3 separate regions of the Mus musculus genome follow, and regions 1 and 3 are each linked to region 2. A link is a loop called in an ENCODE intact Hi-C map of the cell type or tissue named here. Cell type or tissue: heart. All regions are shown on one strand. Each heading gives the region's core, and the rest is flanking DNA. Links, peaks and the distances in the headings are about the cores only.

Region 1 (5,728 bases), core at 285-5,284, 57 kb before region 2:
TAGGGGGAAACTGAGGCACAGGGTGCCAGTATGTTAACAAATGAGTCCCAGGTTAATCAACTTGAAATTGATTTGAATCTGGGCATCCTGGACCAGGGTCTTCCCCCGCTCCCTTTCCTTATTCTCTTCTCTCCTCACCCTCAGCCCATGAGATGGAGCTCAGTTAACTTCTGGCTCCCAGCTACCCTGACCCCTGCATGGCAGGGAAGAGGCCATCTTACCTTGCAGGATAATTCTGGTCTCAGAGTCTGTGTCTGGCACTTGGTCGCTAAGGTCTGCGGCAGGCACATCCACCTTCTGCACTCCCCCTGCAGGGTGAGAGTGAAGCCGTGGATGGCACCAGCTTCTCTCTCACCCCTTCCTTTGTACCCTACCCCACCTTGCCCTCTCTGCCTGCCTCACCTTGACCGAGCTTCTCTGGGTCCAGTGTATGGATGGCCACAGTTTTGTTGATTCTCATTCCTTCTGGCTGTGGAGGGTGGTGGATAAAATGACAACAGATACACAGATGGTCAGCAGGGTACTCTTCAGAGAAAGTCCTTCCAAAGGCCCCTGCCTCTCTGCCTGTATGACTGGAGACCAGTTACTTAACCTCTCTATGTCTCAACTTCTTCTAAGGAGAAGGTGATACAAATGCCTACCTTATACTCATGTGTATGTGTGCATGTGTGTATTTATATGTGTGTGTGCATATTTGCATGTGTATGAGTGTGTTTGTGCAAGTGTACATGTGTGAGTGTGAGTGCATGAGTGTATGTGAGTGTGTAGTGTGCATGTTTGTGTATGTATGAGTATGTGTGCATGGGTGTATGTGAGTGTCCATGCATGTGTGCATGTGTGTGTGATTATGCACACCTGTATGTATGTGCAAGTGTGTGTGTCAGTGTGCATGCGTGTGCGAATGTGAGGGCATGAGTGTGCATTATGTGAGTGTGAGGTATACATGTGCGGGTTTGTGTATGTGTGTGAGAGAGTGTGTGCCTGTGTTCAAGATGTGCATGTGTGTGTATGTGTGGGTATATATACATATGTGCATAAATGTATGAGTGTGCACATGTATGAGAGTGTGTGCAAGTGTGAGTGTGAATGCAGGTGTGTGAAAATGTCAGTGCCATATGTCTTCTTCAATCCCTCTCCACTTCTTTTGAGACAGAGTCTCTTGATTCATCTGGAGTACCCAATTCAGCTAGGGTGACTGGTTGGTGAGCCACTTCCTATGGCTCTGAGCTCAGGTTGACACGCTTGTACAGCAGTCATGTTGCCGGCTGAGCCATCTCCCTGGGCCCTTTTTACTTTTTAAAAAGACTTGAGACAGGGTCTTATTAAGTTACCCCTGCTATTCTCAAATTCATGATCCTCCTGCCCCACACCTCCCAAGTGCTGGGATCCCAGGGCACACCTTATACCTGGCTTACAAAGTGCTGGAGAGGGAGCCTGGAACTTTGCATGAACTAATTGAGCACTCTCTTCTGAAGCCTAGCCAGTTCTAAGTTTCTGTAACATCTGGGCCCTAAGACAATCCTTGCTGTCTCAGAGCCCAGGTCAACAGCAGGGAGATCTGAAGGCTAGAGGCAGCAGATGCCCCGAGGACTCACCACGACCTTCAGTGTCTTCTTGACACCATCACTGATGAAGTGATTGAAGACAGCAGCCTTGACCTCCACCTCTTGTTGGCCGATCTTCAAGGGGACAATGACATACGGTACAGCCACCGAGGACTTGGGAGGGATTTTGATGGTCTGGAAGTAGCGATTCTTGGCGGTGGCCATGCTGCAGAAGGCTGGATTATGCAACAGTTCCACCCTCACCTGCAGGGGAGGGAGGGACAGGGCAGGTGTGTGAGGGAGGAGCTGGGGCAAGTGAGGGAGGGGACAGGACACGTGAGGGTGGGTTCATGGGTCCTGGTGGCCCTTTCAACTATGACTTGCTCCCACCTTAAGTTCCTCCTGTTCACGGTAGTTGAAGAGCACAGCTCTGATCTCCACCTGTTCGTTGCGCACTACAGAGTAGGGCAGCCGCAGGTCAATGAAGAAGTCCTGCATCACTCTGATCTCATAGGGGTCTGCCACACAGATCCCTGTCGGCAGAAAGAAGAGTGTGAAGGATCCAGGGTGCGAGGGCTGTGCAGGGAGGCAAAGGCAGGCTTCTGGTTCAAGTTCCCTAGCTGTCCATGGCTGATCCTATCTGCAGAAAGGTGAAGACTAAACATGCACATGTGATTGGCAGATCCTAGAGGCGATGGTGTCGCAGCCAGTTGTGTCTGACTTCATGAGTTTACATGTGCGCATGTGTGCATGGGTGCACACGCATGTGGAGGCCAAAGGTTGACCCTGAGTGTTGTCTTCAATTGCTTCTCTACCATATTTAATTTTAGCTATGTGCACACCACACACACACACACACACACACACACACACACACACACACACACACGAGTCTCCGCGTTTGTGTGCATCTCAGTGCAGTGCCCACAGAGGCCAGAAGAGGGCATCAGATCCCCTGGAGCTGCAGGGAGTTGCTTGGCTAGGCTGGCTGGCCAGGAAGCCCCAGGGATTCCCCCCAGCACTGGGGATGGCAAGCAGGCACGATGACTCCCTGCTTTCTATGCTGGTTCTGCAGATGGAGCTCAGGGCAAACTCTTCACTGCTGAGCCATCTTCCCCAGCCCCTCCTGTACCTTTCTTGTCTGACAAGCTCACTGCCAGAATCTCCCAGGTGGTGATGGAATCTTTGAGAAAGATGTTCATGACCTTCGTAGAGATTCTGGGTGGGACAGAAGTTTAAAAATTAAATTAGTGGTAAGATCTATCAAGGTGGAGAGGGCGCTGAGGTGCACGGCCCTCGGGCGGGGGGGCGCAAGTTAGATAGGAGCTCTGGGTTGCACCTGTGGCTTTGCTAGTTCAGCCCATCAGCCCTCAGGGATGAATCCAGAGGAGTCAGGAAGTTGGCAGCTCCATGCAAATTACATGCAAATGAGCAGGTCTGGGAGGATGCCTTCTGCCCTCAGGCAAGGATGTAGAATGGGGAGTGTCCCGGCCTCATCCCCCCCCCCCAAACCCTTTAAAAAATGTATTTACTGTGTATGTTTAAGTGTGGGTGGCACCTTTCTGCCAGAACCTTCGTGTGAAAGTCAGAGGGCAATTGTGGGGAGTTTGTTCTCTCCTTCCACCATGTGGGGTCAGTGGTGAGTCTTAGTGGCCAGCACCATTTTCACTGATCGGAGAGCCATACCCATTTTTCTCTGGTTCTTTCAACTCTTCTATGGTCCACAACCAGCTCTGTGGGAAGTGGCTTCTAGAGATAATATCTTCTTCTGGAATTATGTCTTCCTCCAATTCACCTGAGGGTAGGGAGACTTTTGGAAAAGTCTGCAGGTGGCTCCCTTGCAAACATTTCTGAGCTGCGTAAATGCATTCACCAGTGTGATGGTTTTCTACCAGCTCCAGACACGCTGGTCTGTGGGGATTTCCTCTCTCCACCTAGGAACTAAAAACTAAAAATCATGTTCTACAGATGTATTGCTATCAAGACGAGCATCATCCAAACTGGTCGGGAACTTGTTAGGTAGTCCATGCTGGCCTGGGACCTGCAGCAACCCTTCTACCTCAGCCTCCTGAGTGCTAAAATGACAGGCATGTGCGACCACACCTAGCTTCAGTGTGGAGTGATTGTAGGAGAATTTATCTTCATTTTGTTGAAGATGTATTGCTTTGTGGGATGGGACTATAGGTGCAGGAAAGCCAATGTCCAGTATGAGAAAAGCCCTAGGCTCTCTCCCTCACTCTTTCCTCACACACTGCCCAGCTGGCCTCCATCCTCCTCCTTCTAGCCTCCCAGGGGACAAGGTTGGGGGCACAGTCTTTGGGCCACTCTTCTAGCAAACAGGTGCAGCCACCCATCACTGGGCAGTTGTGCTCCCCCACCCCCACCCGAGTGTCACCCTACAAGCCACCACTCATTCCTGGCCAGGTCCAGCACTGGGCAGTTGTGTCCCCCCACCCCACCCGAGTGTCACCCTACAAGCCACCATTCACTCCTGGCCAGGCCCAGCACTGGGCAGTTGTGTTCCCCCATCCCCACCTGAGTGTCACCCTACAAGCCACCACTCACTCCTGGCCAGGCCCAGCACGTGGTCTCTTCTGTGTTGTTCACGCAGCTTGGTGATGTGGTTGCAGCAGTCTATGAAGGCCTTTATGCAGTTCTCGCCCTGGGTGATGAGGCGTGCCCGGCGCTGGCAGCTGTATCTCATAGGGATATCCCGCATACCATCCTCACAACACTTCCGAAGACCCTTGTCAGTGTACTGACCAGCTGTGGGAGGCCCAGACCTGATGTCAGCCTTAGCCATCAGGACATCATCAGACCAGACTTCAGGGAGACAAGGAAGGCAACGCCCTCCTCCTCCTATGGGAGGAGTGTGGGTGATGCATGGAGATGTGGGTCAGTAGAGGATTCCTAACCTTTGTCCATCCTTCTTTCCATCAACTGTACTGAGCGACGGCGGCGGGCTGCTGGCTTGGTGCACTCAAGATCTGAGGGGGAGAGAGAGACAGGAGTGACAGGGTAAGGCTGGGGTGTGATGGTTGCACCCTTTTGGTAGTGGAATAGACTGAGGTTCAAGAAGCAACAATAAAAGCGGTGAGACGGCTTATGGGGTAAAGGAGCTTGCTGCTAATCCAGATGTCCTGAGTTTGATCTCCAAGACCCACAAGTTGGAAGGTGAGAATGGAGTGGTACAAGTTGTCTTTTGACCTCCACATACAGAAATGTGTATGTGTGTGCGCGCACACACACACACATACACACACACACACACACACACACACAATGCACTCACACACACACAAAATGCACTCACATACACATGCACTCACTCACATAGAAGCTCTCGCACAGGGATGGGCAGGTGTTGCTGATGGAGGAAGGGCAGAGATTCAATCTCCTGGTCTCAGGGTTCTGTTCTTCTATGGGCATCTAGGTTTGGAAGCATGTCCCTCCTTGTGTCCTCCCCAGTCTCTTTTCTCACCTGCTCTCTGTTCAGTCTGCAGTCCTTGGCTTGTCTTGAAGGCCAGGCCTGCATCCATGAAGACACCAGCATAGTTCTTCCCACTGCCTGGGGTGCAGCCAATGTCTGCCTTCTCTACCACATCCCAGATCTGCAAGTGAGGTGGTATGGGGTGGATGGAGGGGATAGAAAAAGGCCCACCACCAACCCGTCATCAAGCTCAACCCAGCCGTCCCTGCCCCTCCTTACCCTAACATTCAGCCCTTGACAGACTCAGCTTCTAGCATCCACCACACTCCAGGTTGGGCTGAGAGATGCAAGCACTTACCTTGCTCTGTGTGAGTTTGTTCTTCTTGTTCAGCACAAACACTCCCTTGTCCACAGCCACTAGCCCCACTCGGGCCCCCTGGTTTCCTTCAATCCTGAGTGTCGTTTGTTGCCCAGGTGCGAGATGGTTATCTCTTGGGTCACCCTTCACCACCAGCTATAGAGAGGATGGAGAAGTAAGACAGGGAAGGGTTAATCCCAGAAAACCCACAGAGGGAAAGAGGAAGGGAGGGAAGAGAAAGGAGGCAGAGAGAACATAAGGGAGGATAAAAGGGGAGGGCAAAGAGACAGTGGGGGAGAAGAGATAAGCGAATGAGAGAGGTGAGGAGAGAGAATATGGACAGAGAAGAGAAAAAGAGGGGTTGCAAATGGCGTGGGTGGGTGGGGGGAGACAAAA
Region 2 (5,728 bases), core at 665-5,664:
TTCGATTTTATTGATGGGAACTGCACATCTGTGGGCTCCTTGCCAAGATGTAAGATGTTATATATTACTTTCCAACAAAACACAATTTTTGTTTATTGTTTTGAGGGTCTCATGTAGCCCAGGCTGGCTGGAACTCATTATATAACCCAGGATGCTTTTGAACTCCTGTCTCCACCTCCCCGGTGCTGGGATGACAGGCAGGAACCCCCAAGCTGGGCTTGTTTAGTGCTGGTCAGGAACCTGAGGCTTCATGCATGCTAGGCTCTACTACCGAACCACAGGCTGAGCCCTCCTTCCTCCCATCCCCATTTGAAATTCAAACTTAGAGACTACAATTTTACATTTTGAGTTTCTCCATGTATTTGGGAATTTTGTTAGTATATGATAGTTAGGTTTTAGGTCTTAGACATTATTTCACAAGCGTCAGCCTGTGTCTCAAATACGTCAGAAAAATCATATTGGATGGGAGGGTTTTGTGTGTGTGTGTGTGTGTGTGTGTGTGTGTGTGGTCTGTCTGTCTGTCTGTCTGTCTGTCTGTCTCCCTATCTCCAGATGCCGTCTAGGAGTCTAGGAGTCTAGAAGTGACCCAGGCCCAGGCTTTGGGAAGAGGTGCACAGCAGGATTCTTGCTTCTTGAGTCACTACTTCCTGGAAAGAGGGGAGGGGGGCAAGGCGACCTCAGCTGAGACCTGTGCCCTGGGGGTGGGGTGGGGTGGGGTGGGTGAGGCAGGAGGAAGCTGCTGCACGCGCTGCATACCTAAAGCCAGGTGTGCTCCAAAATATGCACACTTCCTGTTTGTCACCTAGGTAACTCCGCCCCCTCCCACTCCCCATGGTCCTGAACTTCACACCTCATATAGAATTTTCTGTTTCTCCAGTAGCCAATGGAGGAATGGGGGCAGGCGCAAACTCTAGTTCAAGTTTGGAAATCTCAATCGATGGAGTCGTCATTGTCTGGGTCTTTTGGGGGATAATTTACTTGGGCGGGGGAGCGTAGGGGTGGGGAAACAGGGAAGGGAATAGGCAGACTTGAGGGAGATCTGTGGGTCTACTGTGTCTGTGCACAGCTGCACAAAGATTCAGGGGTGTAGTCTCCAGCAGACACTCCACAGATTCAGGTGGAGTTGGGATCTGGGGGGTCTCACTTTTCACACTAAGCTGATATGGATGATTTAAGACCTACTGTGTATCAGCCTGTCCCTGGAAGCTCAGTTACCCCAATTCCAGCTACAACCAACAACCAACAGAGAGATGAACGAAGATAATTTCTAATGGTCCCTCCTGGTTTAAGCCATGAGACAGGAAGATTCGAGAAGGAAGGCTAGGGGGAGCAGGCTTTTTTTTTTTTAATTTAAATTTTATTTAAATAAACAACATTCAAATTCATTTACATTATATAAAAATTAATTTAAATGACAGACCGGGTGCCCAGGTTCGAGGATGGTGGTCAGAGGACAAATCTGTAGAAAAGGCTCTCTCCTTCCATCTTCACGTGCGTTCCAGGGACGGAACTCAGGCTAGCAGGCTTTAGGGACAAGCGCCCTCATCAGCTGAGTTATATTGCCAGCCCCACGCGGACTGGCGTTCTTTAAGTATGAAAGGAGGCGGTAACTTGGGAGCTGAGACCTAGGTTTAGATTGAGGCAAGTTTTGGGATGCCTGAGAGGTCCGTGGTGGTGGGGTATGGAGAATGAAGAGTGAGGCGGTTAGACGGGCTAATTTTGATCTTTTCACAGGACCAAAATGCTGATGTGGGTGAGGAGTGGACCAGAAAAAGAGGCCAGGAGGGGAGACCACTCAGTAAGAGGCGCGCCCCGTTTTAGCCAGTGACCACAGGGGAGTTTAGGAAAGGTTTTGGAGCCAGCCAGGGAGGGAGGGGCAGATCCGGATTTGCGATGGCGTACACGAAAGTGGAAGCCAAGAGTATTTCCGCAGAGAGCAGGAAACACGCTGGGAGCTGCGCGAGGGCCACCTAAGACACGCCTGGGTTCCCGGACACGCATGACGCGTGGCTATTCACTTGGAGAGCTATTCCGGCGCCCGCAGACTGTCTTGGATAGATCCTCCGGTTCTCCCTAAGGGCTGATGGCTCCACCCTGACCAGTAGGGAGCCCGGGATCTTACAACGACCACCTCCTCACTTACCTGGAGGGGACTCGGGGAATCCGACGGGACTCAACCTGAAGGCTCAGCCGCTGAGCAGCGAAATGCCCACACCCCAGCTAGGCCCAGCCTCCGCTGCCCTCACCTGGCTGGTGCCCAGCCCCGGCCCCTGGCTCCGCCCCTATAAGCCCCGCCCCATCGAGGCCCTCTCCGTCAGGCCCCGCCTCCATAGGAACCTCCCAGGCGCTCAACCAGCCCCTTTGGAACAAGTCCCCGTCGGAAGCCGCGCTCCCTTTGAACCTCTGTGTGTGTGTGTGTGTGTGTGTGTGTGTGTGTGTGTGTGTGTGCGTGCGCGCGCGCCTGTGCATGTGCGCGCGCGCGTGTTTGTCTTGTTCTCTTTATTTCTTTTCCTTGGCATCTCCAAGTGGCCCTTACTTACTGTCCAGTTCTTTAAACAGACGCCCCACCTCCTCACGGCCACGCCCCACTAGTGCTGAAGTTTGGGAAACTAGAACGATTTTTACGCTTTCTTTCTTTTTCCTCTTCGTTTTTTTCTCCTATCTCCCAGCTCCTTTATAGCACTCAGCTATGTATCCGAGGATGACTTAGGCTCCTGATCCTTGAGAGCCGGGATGACAGGTGTGCCATATCTGGTTTATGTGGTGGCTGGGACTGACCTGAGAGAGCGCCCTGCCCACTGAGGGCCAGCCTCAAGCTCTGGAATGACTTTTACTACATGCCATGTCTCCCTGAACGAGTTGAGGCTGTCTCTCCAAATCCCCAGGGATTCAAGTCGGTTCAGGGCAGCTCTGGGGCTGTGGCGTCAAACCTGCAGCTTCCTCCAGGCCCGCCCCCGCCCCGGTTTGGAATTGTGAGAAAGGCGACAGCCTCCCGCTAAAGACGGGATCGGGCTGGATTTTGGGACCAGGACGAGGAAAGAGGGAATCTTTTCTCAGGTTGGGGGTGGGGCTGTATCCTGATGGCTGGAGAAGAGTTAGAGGAAGTCGAGGGTTGGGAATTTGCGGCAAGAGAGGCAATACTACGTTTATTCAAAGGCCACGTTTGTACACTGGCCCAGCACGCAGGAATCAGGATTTCAGCGTCAGCCTTAGATACATCACGAAGTTCAAGGTCAGTCTGAGCTCTACATGAGACTTTAGTAAAGTATTCTATATAATAGAGGCAGCCCTCATTAAACTCCTACGGTAAACCAAGACAATTCGGCTTGCCTTCTCTTGTCTCAACGGCTCAGTTTTCAGTTACATCCTCCTAGGAATGAGACGTGTACCATTCACCCCCATTTTCTCTATGGAGAGATCGAAGCACGAGACGAGAGGAACTAAGCCATTCGTGCAAATGTACCTCAGCTTGGAAGTGGTGGAGATGGAATTCGAATCTAGAAACCTAGTGGGCGCTCTCCAGCTGCCTCTCGTTTTTGTTTTGTTTTCACTGCCTGGCCTTCCTACCCTAACTGCGTGCAAAGAAAACAAATTGTTACCCGGTTTAGAGAAGAGGGAGAGGACGCGTAGGAAGTCACAGACGCCAAAAATAGGGGATAGAAATTGTCCTCGCCTGTAAGGTTGCAAAACGGGAGGGTTTTCAGGTTGTGCCCACCCCTACCCATATCCTCAGTGCGTAAATGAGACTCAAGCTGGTCCAGTGAAGCCGTTTAGCGCCGCCTAGAGGCCATAAGGATAAAAGGTGGGGTGCTAAGGAAGCGGCTTGGAATCTGGTGGGTTAGTCAGGGAGAGGCTTGCTTGCCAAGGTAATTTTAGTTCCTGAGAAGCTATGGTCAGGAAAGCAGTACATATTTGTTAGACAAATCAACTAATAAATGACAGGGAAGGGCACTGGTGACCTTGACTCGGACGAGAACTCACAGCAGGGAAGGTGGGCTTATAGTATGATAATTAAGGGTGGAGGAGGGCTGTGGCTTAAAATTTAGGAAGACTTAAGGGAAAAAAAATGACATTTGGGGGCTGGGGAGATGGTTCAGTCAAATGCTTGCTACTCAAATGAGAGGACAAGAGTTCAAATCCCTAGGGCACAATTAAAGCAGGAGGAGGTAGTCTGTGCTCTTTAATCTCAGTGCTCCTAAGACGAGATGGGGGCAGAGACAATTCTGGAAGTTCAGCTAGCCAGGAGCAGTTAGCCCAGGAGTAAGAGAGACTCTATGTTAAGTATGTGGAAGAGAGGGTCTACACTGAGGCTGTCCTGCCACCTCAACACACACGCCATAGTGTTCTCTCTCTCTCTCTCTCTCTCTCTCTCTCTCTCTCTCTCTCTCTCTCTTTCTCACACACACACATACAAGTTTTAAAGAAAAAAGGAAAAGTGGGTGGTGAGGGTGAGAGGGCTCTGTGGGCAAAGGTGATTGCTACCAAGCCTAATGATCTGAGCTCAATCGTTGGGGCTTGCATGGTGGAAAGAGGACCTACTCCCTTGGGCTGGTGAGATGGCTCAGTGGGTTAGAGCACCTGACTGCTCTTCCGAAGGTCCAGAGTTCAAATCCCAGCAACCACATGGTGGCTCACAACCATCCGTAACAAGATCTGACCCCCTCTTCTGAAGTGTCTGAAGACAGCTACAATGTACTTACATATAATAAATAAATAAATAAATAAATCTTTAAAAAAAAAAAAAAGAGGACCTACTCCCCCATGTTAACCTTTGACCTCCACACATGTACTGTGCCCCACATGTACCTTCACACATACACACATACATATGTATATATATACACACACACACATATATATATGTAATAAAAGTGAAATGGCTTTCAAAGTAGAATATATTTTCTAATGTTTATTATAGTTCTATTTGTTGGCAGTTTCCTACATGTTAACAACCTATCTTCGTCCTACCCACCCTCAACTCCCCTCTGACTCCGAATGAGAGTGGACTCTCTTTACCTTATCCCCACTTTCTTGCTCTTTTGTAACCCTTTGCATCCATTACTGCTGCCTGTGGGCATGTTGGCTCCCTCCTGGCTTTGTCTTGTGCTGCCACCATAACTGCACGGAGTTCATGAGCGTAGTGGCCATGGGTATGCCCTGGAGATAGCATTTCACATCCCCCGCCCCCGACTCTTACCGACTTTCTGTTCCTTCTCCCTTGAGCCTCGGGCTGGTGGTGGTATAGATGTCCCATCTATGGCTGAGCACTCAGTAATCAAAAAGTAACATGTAAGAAGTGATGGAGTGAATTAGTGTCTTCTGTCAGGTGGTGGGCACAAGTGCAAAGGCCCTGGGGCAGGATGGAGGTCAGGGAGTGAAGAACAGAGAGAGGAGAAGAGGCTGGCAGGGGTTGGGGCAGGGTGAACAGGGCCTTGTGGGGTGCAGGAAAGACATGAGTTTTGGCCCCAAAGCAAGGTTGAACCAGGAGGGTTATGGGTGGTGGAAGAATGGTTGAGACTTGACTCAGTGTTCAGTGGTCCCTTTTGGCTGCTGCAGGGGCAAAAGGCTGTGAGAGATCAGGGCCGTAGACTGGGGACCAGGAGGAGACAGGAGGTGACAGCCTAGGTGCCTACGGCTGGATGAGATAGTGGCACCTTAGTTCAGCAGGTGCCCAGGTCTGCTCAGTGTAGGTGGAGAAAGACGAGGTCACACCAGTGAGTGGAAGCTG
Region 3 (5,728 bases), core at 306-5,305, 180 kb before region 2:
ATTAGTCACTTGTCTATGAATGGGATGAAACAACTGACAGAAACTGCGTATGGAGGGAAGTGTTTAGGCTCACAGTACAAAGGTCTACAGTCCATCATGGTTTTCTCCTTTTTAAAAATATTTATTTTATGTATATGAATACTCTATGTACACCTGCATGCCAGATTCCATTACAGATGTTCATGAGCCACCAAGTGGTTGCTGGGAGTTGTACTCAGGACCTCTGGAAGAGCAGCCAGCGTTCTTAAACCACTGAGCCAGCTCTCCAGTTTCCCCACGTTTTTCTTCTTATTCAGTCCTGGACCACATATGCCTGGTTGGGCTTTTTAGCCAGATAGAGAGGGCATCAAAAAGCCAAAAAAAACCAAAAACAAAACAAAGAGGCAATCCCAGCCAGGTGTGGTGGTATATACCTTTGATCCCAGCATTTGGGAGTTTGAGGGTTGCCTAGTCTACAGAGTCAGTTCCAGAGTAGTTAGGGCTACATAGTGAGCCCTTGTCTCAGAACAACCAAGGAGGGTAGAGAAATGGCTCAGAGGTTAAAAGCACTTGTTCTAGCACATGACCAGAGTTCAGTTTGCCACACCCATATGGTGACTCACAGATGTTTGTAACTCCAGTTCCAAGGGATTTGTTGCCCAGTTCTGGCCTCCATGGGTTCTGCACACATTGAGGCACAGGCATATAGGCAGGTGAAACAGTCAGATAAGAAATTAAAAATGGGCCAGGCGGTGGTGGCGCATGCTTTTAGTCCCAGCACTTGGGAGGCAGAGGCAGGCAGATCTCTGAGTTCGAGGCCAGCCTGGTCTACAGAGAGAGTCCAGGACATCCAGGGCTACACAGAGAAACTCTGTCTTATCCCCCACCCCCCACCCCCCCAAAAAAAAGAAAAAAAAGAAAAAGAAAAGAAAATACCCTTCAGGCTTGCCTGCAGTTGTATCTTATGGAGGCATTTTCTCAAGTGAGACTCCCTCCTCTCTGATGACTCTACCTTGTGTCAAGTTGACACACTTGGGTAAGGGGTTGCTTAAGGCAGTATGGGTGACTCAGACAGCATTAAGTCCATCAGATTGGCCTGTGGGCAGGCCTGTGAGGCATTTTCTTGATTTCTGATCTATGTGGGAGGGTCCAGCCCATATGAACAGTGATATCTCCTAGGCAGGAGGTCCTGGGTTGCATAAGAAGGCAGGCTGAGGGCTGGAGAAATGGCTCAGCGGTTAAGAACACTGACTGCTCTTCCAGAGGACCTGAGTTCAAACCCCAGCAACCACATGGTGGCTCTCACTACCATCTGTAATGGGATCTTTGTCCCCTTCTGGTGTGTCTGAGGAGAGCAACAGTGTACTCACATACAATAAATAAGTAAATAAATCTTAAAAAAAAAAAAAGAAAAGAAGGCAGGCTGGGCAGACAGGAGGGAGTGGGTGTGTTTCATGTCCTCCATGGTCTTTGCCTTAGTTCTGCTTCTAGGTTATTTCCAGTTCACCCCTGGATAGTGGGCCATGCGCTTTTCTCCTCAAGTTGATTTTTGGTCCAACAGGGTAGATCAGATATGCGGTACACACTCTCACACCAAAAGATACACACCTGTGTATGCTAAGTGTGATGGGCTGGAAGCTATGCAGAGTCCCTTTCTCCAGCTGACCTTCGATGACACAAACACACGTTGGTTGCATTCCACATGAATGGGTAGGCACACAGTCCAAGTGCACACCCTGGGGCAGGCAGCCTCCCCGTCCCCATCATCCCACAGAGAGTGGGACTCAAGGCTGGGCCATATGCAGGTATGGTGGTCTTCTGAATTGGGGGCGGGGGCTAAGGAAATGGCTCAGTGGCTAAGAGCACTTGCTGCTCTTGTAGCGGCTTAGAGTTCAGTCCCCAGCACTCAATCCCTGCTCATAATTACTCTAGTTCCAGGGAATCTGACCCCCTCCTCTGGCCTCTCTGAACACTTGTAGCATCCGCTCATAGACAACGCATTACACATTAATAAAAGCAAACTAAATTTTAAAGAGAATAAGGGTGGGCGTGTCCAGCAGCTGGAATGAGAATTTGTAAGGCACAGAAGGAGGTGGAGGCATTTTAGACTGCCTTGCCGTTAACCAGGTCCCAGGTGGACGAAGGAGTAAAGTAGTCTCTGAGGAAGGTCCGATGGGAAACAAGCTTTCTTTCCTAGGCTGTTAGAGTCCGGTGGAATAGGGAGAACAGCGGGGGATGTGGGAAGGACCAGGGCGGGCTCTGGGAGGCTGATAGAGAAGTCTGTTAAGCCTACCCGGTAGGGCCTGAGCAGGGGGGGGGGGGGGGGCGGAGGGGGGTCTTTGGAGATTGGCAGGGAAGCAGGCGAGGCAAGAGAACTGAACCGCCTGGGAAGCTAAGGGAGCGGGAAGTAGGCTGGAAGAATGACGTCAAAAGTGGGAATCCACAACCTCGAGGAAGCTGTTGACTGGGGAAAGTGGGCAGGGCGTAGAGAGAATGACAGAGCAGCTGGGAGGGGCTAAGAAAGTGGGAGGAACCTATAGAGATTGAGAAGTGAGAGGGACCTGGGAAGTACACAGCTGAAAAGTAAGGATGTGGGGCTAGAGAAAGTGAAGGAGCCATTGGGAGGGACTGCAAATGAAGGTTTAGAGAGTAACAACTGGGAAGTGGACGGAGCCTAAGGAGAAGTGTATGGGCTTGGAAACCAGAGTCTACTCTCAAGTGGCACCATGGGCTCTGGCCACTTTCGTGTTGCTGATGCTGGCCCTGTAGGAACCATAGTGACCTGCCTCCTCCTACAACATCCTCACTGATCGTATCTCGCGGTCATACAGGCTTCTCTGGGTTCCGGTCCTCGGGCTGGTGGTCCTCCCGGCTTCCAGGTTCTGATGTCAAGTTCTTCCAAGGCTCGGCAAGTTTGGGGGGCAGACCCTTCCACCTGCATCTCATACAGCCTAGGGCGAGGATGCCGTCCACAAGGGGGCGCGTGTGTCCCGCGCTGGGATCCAAGGCTGAGTAGGAGGGAGTTCTGTTCACAGATCTGGTACCTGGATGTTTTATTGGAGTATTGGTTTTGTTCTTGTTGTTTGTTTGCTTTTTTTTTTAATTTATTTTATTTTGTCTTTATAGGTGTTTCGCCTGCCTGTATGTCTGTGTGAAAGTGTCATAAGCCTTGGAACTGGAGTTACAGACAGGTCTGAGCTGCCATATAGCTGCTGGGAATTGAACTTGAGTCCTCTGCAAGAGCAGCCAGTGTTCTTAACCATGGAGCCACCTAATCCTCACTGTTATTTATTTTTTTTTTTTTTAAGATAGAATCTCTCACTGGTCTGAGGAGTCCAGCTATTTGTCTAGAATAGTTTGCCAATGAGTTCCAGGAATCCTCCTTTGTCTACCTTCCCAGACTAAGATTATAAGCACTTGACAGCTTGTCTTTTTTTTTTTTTTTTTTTTTTTCCAGACAGGGTTTCTCTGTATAGCCCTGGCTGTCCTGGAGCTCACTTTGTAGACCAGACTGGCCTCGAACTCAGAAATCGGCCTGCCTCTGCCTCCCAAGTGCTGGGATTAAAGGCGTGTGGCGCCACCACGCCCGGCTCTTATTATTATTATTAAACAAAACAACAAGCCAGGGGTGCTGGGAAATCAAATCAGGTCCCCATGCTTATGAAACAAGTGTCACTGGCTGAGCTATGTATGCCTGGCATATTAAAAAAAAGTTTTAAAGTTTTACTTGTATTTATGTGTATATGTGTGTCTCAGGGTAAGTGCAGGTGAGTGTAGTGCCTATTGCTGCCAGAAGAGGTGTCACATCCCCTTGGATCTGGAATTACAGGAGGTTGTGAGCCACCATGTGAGGGTTGGGGACTTAACTCTGGTTATCTGAAAGAGCAGAGTAGGAGTACTCTTACCTCAACCCTTTCCATACCTCTTTTATTTCCCTTTCTCCTCTCTTTCTGTCCTCACGAGACAGGGTCTATCTCTGTAGCCAAGGCTAGCCTGAAACTATACATAGGCTGGCCTCAGACTTGTGTAATGTCCTACCTTAGCATCCCAAATGCTCAGGTGACAGATATGAACCACCACACCTTGGCTGTTCAGTGTGTTTGACAATGATCTCTCTCTCTCTCTCTCTCTCTCTCTCTCTCTCTCTCTCTCTCTCTCTCTCTCTCTCTCTCTCTCCCCCTGCCCAGGGGGCTATGGTGTATTTGTGGTTGCTGTGTCTGTTCTATGTCCTGGCTGTGGGTGTCTTTGTGTTTCTGTCTAATTGTGGCTGTCTAATGGCTACTTCCCCTGGCAGCACTGGGGAATCCCTTACAGATGATAGTCAGGCTGGGATTCCCTTTCTACTCAGCTTGGTTGATTTCCCATCACTGAGTTAGCTCTTATCAACCTCTGAGGGGTCCCCAGCCTGCTCAGCCACTCCCCCATCTTTCTCAGGGAAGAACTTATTGTTGATGTTAAATTTTTCCTTCTTCCAGAAAGCTATGGTCACCTTTTCTTTCTTTCTGGGTGCTTAGTTGACTACAGGTTGTTCATGGCTAAAAGGAAGGAGGAGGAAGATAGAAGGAGAAAAGGAGGAAGAGGAAGAGGAGGAGGAGGCAGAGGAAGAAGAGGAACCCAAACAAAACTTTGTACACATGGAAATGCAGGCTAGAGCCATACCACAGACTCCAGTGTGGACAAACCTCCGGAAGCAATTGTAATGCTGACTCTTTGCTCAAACTGGAAGATCCTGTCCCCGTGGTTCAAAGGCATGAGCTGTCTTTGCTGTTGTGTGACTGGTGATGTCATCAATGGTAATCTGAACGATTCCCTTTTGAAGACTGGAGAGATCATTTCCGTTCTCTGCACTTTTTGCTGTTATGGGCTTTGCTGTTGGTCAAAGGGTCTCACATAGACCAGGTTGGCCTCCAACTAGACTTTTAACCGAGGCTGATCTTGAACTCCTTCCTGATCCTCCTAACTCTGCCTCCAGAGTTCTGGCTCTGTGTAGATCCTTTCAAACATCCTCACGGGTCAACCCAGAGGCAGGATTTGTGTACTGGATTTCAGTGTTTCAAAGTCCACATGTAGTCACTGACACATGCTAGGCTGTGTAGGCTGCCAGTGGCAAGGATGGCTGAACTTACTGAGTGACTGCTGTATGTCACAACATCCTGGCTCCCTCACTGTGGACACCTTGAATTTTGAGGTAGTATTTTTTTTTTTTTTTCGAGACAAGGTTTCTCTGTATAGCCCTGGCTGTCCTGGAACTCACTTTGTAGATCAGGCTGGCCTCGAACTCAGAAATCCGCCTGCCTCTGCCTCCCAAGTGCTGGGATTAAGTATTTTTTTTTAAAGATTTATTTTATTTATATGAGTATACTGTAACTGCCTTCAGACACACCAGAAGAGGGCATCAGATCCCATTACCCCATTACAGATGGTTGTGAGCCACCATGTGGTTGCTGGAAATTGAACTCAGGACATCTGGAAGAGCAGTCAGTGCTCTTAACCGCTGAACCATCTCTCCAGCCTAAGATAGTATTGTTTTAATTTCATTTCACAGATGGGGAAATTGAGGCACCAAGAGGTAAAGGAATTCCCTCAGGAGGTGGGGCTGGGATTTGAACCTATGCTGTGTAGTTTCCATGTGCCCACCAGGGGAGAGTCAGGGAAGTTGACTTTTAAGCCTGGCTTCTGGTATGTGTATGTAAGCTCAGTACATTGGAGTCTGAGGCTGCCCTGGGCTGATAGCAATATCCTCACTCAA

Evidence for each region. Hi-C counts contacts between places; a loop is a spot of excess contacts. Peaks named below come from ENCODE experiments on the same cell type or tissue, not always from the same donor. Only the 100,000 strongest peaks of a DNase experiment are listed, where the experiment ranks them.
Region 1: a loop joins it to region 2, with 7 times the contacts of the local background. A loop is called at or near these places in 14 of 42 quality-filtered maps.
Region 3: it touches region 2 in a loop (13-fold over the local background); 4 of 42 quality-filtered maps call a loop at or near these places.

Annotation. Positions count from the first base shown.
Region 1 is chr17:57,216,864-57,222,591 of GRCm38, forward strand. C3 (complement component 3) reads right to left here. Exons shown (of 41, transcript NM_009778.3): 14 at 5,333-5,488; 15 at 5,026-5,155; 16 at 4,460-4,531; 17 at 4,110-4,310; 18 at 3,231-3,339; 19 at 2,677-2,762; 20 at 1,935-2,077; 21 at 1,596-1,808; 22 at 403-469; 23 at 222-308. Mir6978 (microRNA 6978) reads right to left here and starts at 365; the gene lies at 309-365. In heart, for the core only: CTCF peaks have their summits at 2,501 (motif pointing right) and 3,180; DNase peaks (open chromatin) are centred at 2,478 and 3,158; H3K27me3 peaks cover 2,070 bases.
Region 2 is chr17:57,273,275-57,279,002 of GRCm38, forward strand. No RefSeq gene overlaps it. Among named protein-coding and RNA genes, the nearest start is that of Vav1, 3.0 kb to the right of the region's middle. In heart, for the core only: a CTCF peak has its summit at 3,762 (motif pointing left); DNase peaks (open chromatin) are centred at 1,997, 2,297, 2,997, 3,737 and 3 weaker places; H3K4me3 peaks cover 2,602 bases; H3K27ac peaks cover 665 bases; H3K27me3 peaks cover 2,146 bases.
Region 3 is chr17:57,093,802-57,099,529 of GRCm38, forward strand. All of the region lies in intron 3 of Gm11110 (predicted gene 11110), which reads right to left. Gm46589 (a long non-coding RNA gene) reads left to right here and starts at 2,319. Exons shown (of 3, transcript XR_001782170.2): 1 at 2,319-3,019; 2 at 3,106-3,170; 3 at 4,494-5,728. In heart, for the core only: a CTCF peak has its summit at 2,953 (motif pointing right); DNase peaks (open chromatin) are centred at 2,480 and 2,930; H3K4me3 peaks cover 933 bases; H3K27me3 peaks cover 1,090 bases.